Regions from separate parts of the Homo sapiens genome. Here region 1 is linked to region 2. A link is a loop called in an ENCODE intact Hi-C map of the cell type or tissue named here. Cell type or tissue: Calu3. All regions are shown on one strand. Each heading gives the region's core, and the rest is flanking DNA. Links, peaks and the distances in the headings are about the cores only.

What was found. A loop is a pair of places that touch in the nucleus more often than their neighbours do. Peaks named below come from ENCODE experiments on the same cell type or tissue, not always from the same donor. Only the 100,000 strongest peaks of a DNase experiment are listed, where the experiment ranks them.
Region 1: it touches region 2 in a loop (4-fold over the local background); 1 of 110 quality-filtered maps calls a loop at or near these places.

Annotation. Positions count from the first base shown.
Region 1 is chr10:111,135,636-111,138,567 of GRCh38, forward strand. No RefSeq gene overlaps it. Among named protein-coding and RNA genes, the nearest start is that of HEAT2, 23 kb to the left of the region's middle. RefSeq lists an enhancer at 1,241-1,926. In Calu3, for the core only: no CTCF peak of the experiment used is centred there; a DNase peak (open chromatin) is centred at 1,536.
Region 2 is chr10:111,359,058-111,361,989 of GRCh38, forward strand. No RefSeq gene overlaps it. Among named protein-coding and RNA genes, the nearest start is that of HEAT2, 250 kb to the left of the region's middle. In Calu3, for the core only: a CTCF peak has its summit at 1,450 (motif pointing left); a DNase peak (open chromatin) is centred at 1,354.

The sequences.
Region 1 (2,932 bases), core at 98-2,597, 220 kb before region 2:
ATGTGAGATTTTGATTCTGTCATCATATTGTTAGCTGGCTATTTTGTAAACTTGATTGTGTAGTTGCTATATAGTGTCTGTGGGCTATGGATGCACTATTTTACATTCCTACCAGCAAAGCACAGGGGTTCCAATTTCTTCATTTCCTTGCCAACACTAGTTATTTTCCACTTTTCTTGGTTAATTGCCATCCTAATAGGTTTAATTATATAACTATATATATATAGTTATATAAATGGTTATATCTATCAGGATGGCAATTAATATTTGGTTATATTAATAGGTAATAATAGGTTATACCTGTTAGAATGGCAATTAATATATATATAATACATATATATATTTAAAGTTGCTCTTTTCTTGGTCACAAATATCACAAATGTCTTGGAACAAGAGCAAACACATTGTTTTAATTCTTTAAAATAAAAACTGTCTGACTTCAACAAACAAGTGACACATTATGCAGGTTCAGCAAGCATAGTGACATATAGTCAGGTGAAACCAGCAGATATTTGATAATGTGCATGTGCATAAAATTGGGCACAAATAGTAACTGGTTACCATAAAGGAAGGAACTTTGTCAAATTTTATATAAACAAAATAAATGGATTTTTTTCCTGCTAATTTTTCCCAGTATCATACTCAGCATCTCATGTGAGAGAGATGTTTTGCCCAGATGCTTTCCCTTGGTCCTGTCTCTAGTTCAGACAAGACACCTTTTCTGCCATAGAGTTAATCCTTCAGTTCTGTTCTCTGCTCTTTTTTCATCCTCTTGTTTTGGATGTTTGTGAGATAGATACAAATACAATTCTGGGTCCCAAAGCTAAAGGTCAGAAAAGAAATCTAGCAAAGCCACAGAAGCATGGTCTGTATACACGACAGATATCTATTGACCACCATGCCTGGCCTGGGTGACATATAGCAATTCCCCTCTTATCTGAGGGGCATGTGTTCCAAGACATCCTGCTGATTCTTGAGGCCTCAGGTAGTACCAAATCTTATATATACTATGCTTTTTCTTAAACATACACGCCTATGATGAAGTTTAATTAATACATTAGGCAGAGTAAGAGATTAGCAAATGTAACTAATAAAATATAACACTTATAACAATGCAGTATAATAAAAGTAAGTAAATGCAGTCTTTCTCACAAAATATCTTATGGTACTGTATTCAACCTATATTTAGACTGCAGTTGACTTCAGGTAACTGAATCTGTGGAAAGTGAAAGTAAGGATAAGGGGGTCTACTATAACTTCTCAAGTATTGATCCTGTGGAACCCCTACAACAAGGCGTGGGGAGATACTTTTATTTTACAAATGAGGAAATTGTTACCCAGAGAGGCAAGTGATTTGCCCAAAGTCACCCAGGTGGTTAGTGTCAGAGCCAGGACTTAAACTTGGGTCATCTGACTGAAAGCTTTTCTTCCTTGTAATACTGCCTTTTCCTTCGTAACTGAGGTGGTTGAATCAGAGGCGTGTGAATAATTGACTTCCAACAGCACCACAGGAGAGCGCCTCACACAATAGTAAACATTCATTGTGCTGCAAATATTTACCAGGAGCCCACTCTGTGCCTTCCCTGTGAACACAACCTCCAGTGTTGCCCAAAAGCAGGAGTCAACTTTCAAGTGGCCTGTGTGCTTTTGAAATTTCATTGTGAAGAGATGGATCACGTGAGGAAAGTAATTCCATCTCAGACCTCCAAGAAAGCCTCTTGAGTGCCATTGACCATTTAGGAGAACAATGCAAGAAAATCGTCCGCAGATGGTTTTCTCAGTTAGAAATAGGACCTGCATATTTAAAAATCTTATCTTGGGAAAGATATTATGCTTTTCAATTTCTTTTTCTTGGTTATTTTTTTTTTTAGTTACACAGGCTCTATTGCTGGGATCTTAATGTTCTTGACAATGATGACACTGAGGAAGGAGCTAATATTTACTTAGCCAGATGATTTTTTTTTTAACTAACGTTGAAGTTTATTTATTAACTTATATGTGCACTCAAAAATATTGACTTGGTACTTGATATGTACGAGGTATTCGAGATTTAAAATTAAAATTGACCAGGACATGACCCTGACCCTTGCCCAGCTCACTATTCATGAGTAACAGTGGAGGCAGATACCTAAACCTTTAACTAGCATGGAATGTAAGAAGGGTTATGGTAGACAATTGTACAAAGTACTGTGGCAGCGGGGATGTAGTAACAATGATCTCACCTTACAGAGATCACTGAAAGCTCTACTGAGCAGGGGACACTGGAGTGGGGTATTGGAGGATGAGTAGAAGCTTATAATATGCAGAAATGGAAGATTAATGTGGGAAGTGGCTGGAGGATGATTAGAAGCTTGCAATATGCAGAAATGGAAGATTAATGTGGGAAGTGGCTAGAGACTGAGCTTGATAAGATTCATAGAGGGAAGGCTGAGGCATTTGGACTTTTATCTATTGGCACTGAGTACCTGTTTAAGGAAAGGTTCTGAATGAGTTACTGAGAACACAGGGCTCCTTTCAGCACCTTGTTCCCTGACCACCCTTTCTCAGCAGGCAACGATGCTAGGAAAATTGGTAAACCTGTGTGTCTGAAAATGTGCTTGTGATAAACATTCTATAAACCATAAACTAGCTTTCAAATTACCTACAGGATACTTTTGGATATTTTTTCAAGTTTCTGAGGGATATTCTAAGTTGCAGTAGTTTCAAAACACTTTTCAGCTCTTCACCTCAAGAGCCTCCCTGCTAAACTGATTTTACCTTTATGGGCTGTTCTTAGGGTTTAATGAGCTCATGGCCATGATGTTCCAGGTGCATAGGACTGAAAGAGTGGGATTTCATCGAGCCACCTTGCTGTTTTACAGGTGAGGGAGCTCAGCTATGAAGAAGGTGAATGTCTTGAACAAGAACACACAGCTGGTAAATGGCAAAGCCA
Region 2 (2,932 bases), core at 173-2,672:
TCTGAATTATGGGTTTACAGGACACTGTTATTTCCTTCTCTGTGCCTTTTGAAAATTGCTTGACTCTTTTTTTTTAAACAATACACATGAGGATAATAATTGTTAACTTTTATTTATCAAACATGTGCTTTTGGATTATGCTTCACCTCACTCAATCTTCACATTATTTTCTATCTCTTTCTTTATTTTCCAGATGGGAAAACAGGCTTAAGGAAGGATAAGTAACTTGTTCAAGGTAAAAGGCATTCTGACTTTAAATTCATGTGCTCTTAACCACTCCTCTATTGCTTTTATTATTAGAAAAAGAAATTGTCATTTCCAAAATACATATATATAGAGAGAGAGATATATACACACATACATACATAAATATATTCTGTGATAAATGGTATATATAAAGATATTTCATACCTTTGTATATAGAAATGATGTATATATATTTTAAAAAGATAGTTTTATAAATCTATAAGTATATATGTATGCATATGTATATATATACACATATATGTGCACCCACAAATATATATAAAAAATATAAAAAGTTTATATAATACAGTGCCTAGAAAATGGTCATTAAATTGTATTTATTCATCTTCCTAAAGCCTCCATGCTTGGAATATGAGCAAAAACTATGTTTATTTAGCATTGTATCCCCTAGCAGCAAGCAGGTGTCTTTCACAGCATTAATATTAAACAAAGATCTTTTATACATGTAAATATAATAAACAATAGAAAATTGGATTATATTGCATGCCCAGCAGTGAGCTCTTCCTGCGATACCCCCACTGCCTACTGTCCTCTGCGATGAGCACTGACCTTTCTCTGGGCTGTGGATGGAGTCACAGCAGGGGTCAATAGGGCCATGGTGTGGATTCAAAGCCTGGCATTGGCCAGCCTGCTCTATGATATGAGTAGGCGAAGCCTCTAGAGAGAGGTTCGCTTTTGGATATAGAAGGATGTGCCTTTCCTCTTCATAGAAATCTGGCCTTTGCAATAGCCTAAATGAAGACCTCATCCTTTCTGCTCAATGTCATTCTTCACGGATGCTCCGAGGAGGAGGCTGAGGATATAGCCAGGCCATGGAGTGGGTGAATGCTGTTTATGGGTCCCAGGTGGTGCCCAGAGTCCTGAAAGCGCTAATTGAGTTTTCTGGAAAATACCACAGTTTACCTTTGTTCAGCTAGAATACAGCCCCCACCATGTTTTTCCTCTAGTACTGGCTCCTGAGCTCAGAGAAGATAAGGAGAGGATCATGCTGGCGTGAGCACTGACCACAGAGGGAACGAGAGACCCAAGAAATACCCTTTCCCTGTGGTGACAGGATGGAAACTGCCAATCTCTCTGCAGGCGCCCCTCTGGCTGGTAGGAGGCACCAGAACACACTGCATGCTCCAGTGTGTGATATGCTGCTGTTTCTTAAAAGCCTGTGTGAGAGGTCAGTGCCACCAAGTGGCTGAAAGGTGAGTGGGCAAATGGAAGGGTATCTGCAATACAGTGGCTTCCTAGTACTTCCCCTCCCCTTCCTCCTGCCTCTACCACCCACCCATTACCCCATGTCTCTCAGGACTCTATGCTGTCCTAGGCAGACTATAGGGTACTGGATTAATCTCCTCTTTTAAGTTAGCTCTCAGGTGTCCAACTCTCCCTTTACACCTTAATCTAGACTTTGGCCTCCTTCCCTGCTTTAACTGATTGATCTCATCATGAGGAAGAACTCGGTGACTACAGACCAAAGACTCCTTCATTGGGTAGGAAAGACTGAGAATAAATCAGTGTTCCCTCTCTATCGGTGGATACTTTCATGTTTGCTCTGAGGTCTGGCTTAACTCAAGGAACTAACTGGTAATGAAGGAAGTTCAGGCAGGCTTGTGGGAGAGATGGATGGATAGACATTTTTTATTAGCACTTCTCTAATCAGTTGAGTTCAGATAAGTGACCACAGATGCAAGATACCACATTCTACAATAAGAGGAAACACCCAATATATATGTCATATTTGTGCCCTCAAGGAAGTGGTAATTCAGTAAGGCACATAGATCATAAACACATGGATTAAAAAATACAGTCATGCAAGTATTTAAAAATGATAGAATAGCATAAGATAGGCATAAAGTATGCAGAACCAATCAAGGAAACAAAAGATGAACTGCAAATGATGGTCACTGAGTATCTGTGGCATGCCAGATACTATCAAGCACTCCCATAAATTTTATTTTATGTAATCCTCCCTAAACTCTGTCATATTTCATGGATCTCAAAAGAAAACACCCAAACTCTTTCTTTTTATCTTTCTTTTTAAAATTTATGTAAATTTAAGGAGTACAAGTATGATTGTATTATATGGATATGCTGTGTAGTGACGAAGTCTGGGCTTTTCGTGTAACCATCACCTGAATCATGTAATTGATTTTTAAATGGTGCTTGAGTCAACATTTTGCAAAGTCGAAGGATCAACATTAGATCATTCTAATCCCCCCTACTCTCTAGAAGTCAACACTTTTCAAAGTGTGCCATGTGTGAGTGGCATTGGGATAAATATACATAATAAAATTTAACAATAATGCCCTTTAAAACTAACAGCCAAATTTGTGCTAATCCCCAACAGTCTAACCTTCTACTTAAAGTGTAGTCTGTAAATCAGCAGCATTAGCATGACCAGGGGCTTGTCAGAAATGCAGAATCTTCGGTCCCTTCTGAGACCAGCTAAATCAGAATCTGCATTTTACAAGAACTTAAAGCGACTTCAGTGCACATTAAAGTTTAGGAAGCACCCAGATGGAACACAGGAATAATTTTTCCTCAAGTATCTAATTATCTGTCTCCTGGTCTTCTTGACTGTTGTAGTACACAGTACTAAGTGGTTAACCAGTTGCCCAAGCCATTGAGATTAAAAGATACAAATGAAAGAAAAGATTCAGAGAGTAATTAGGAT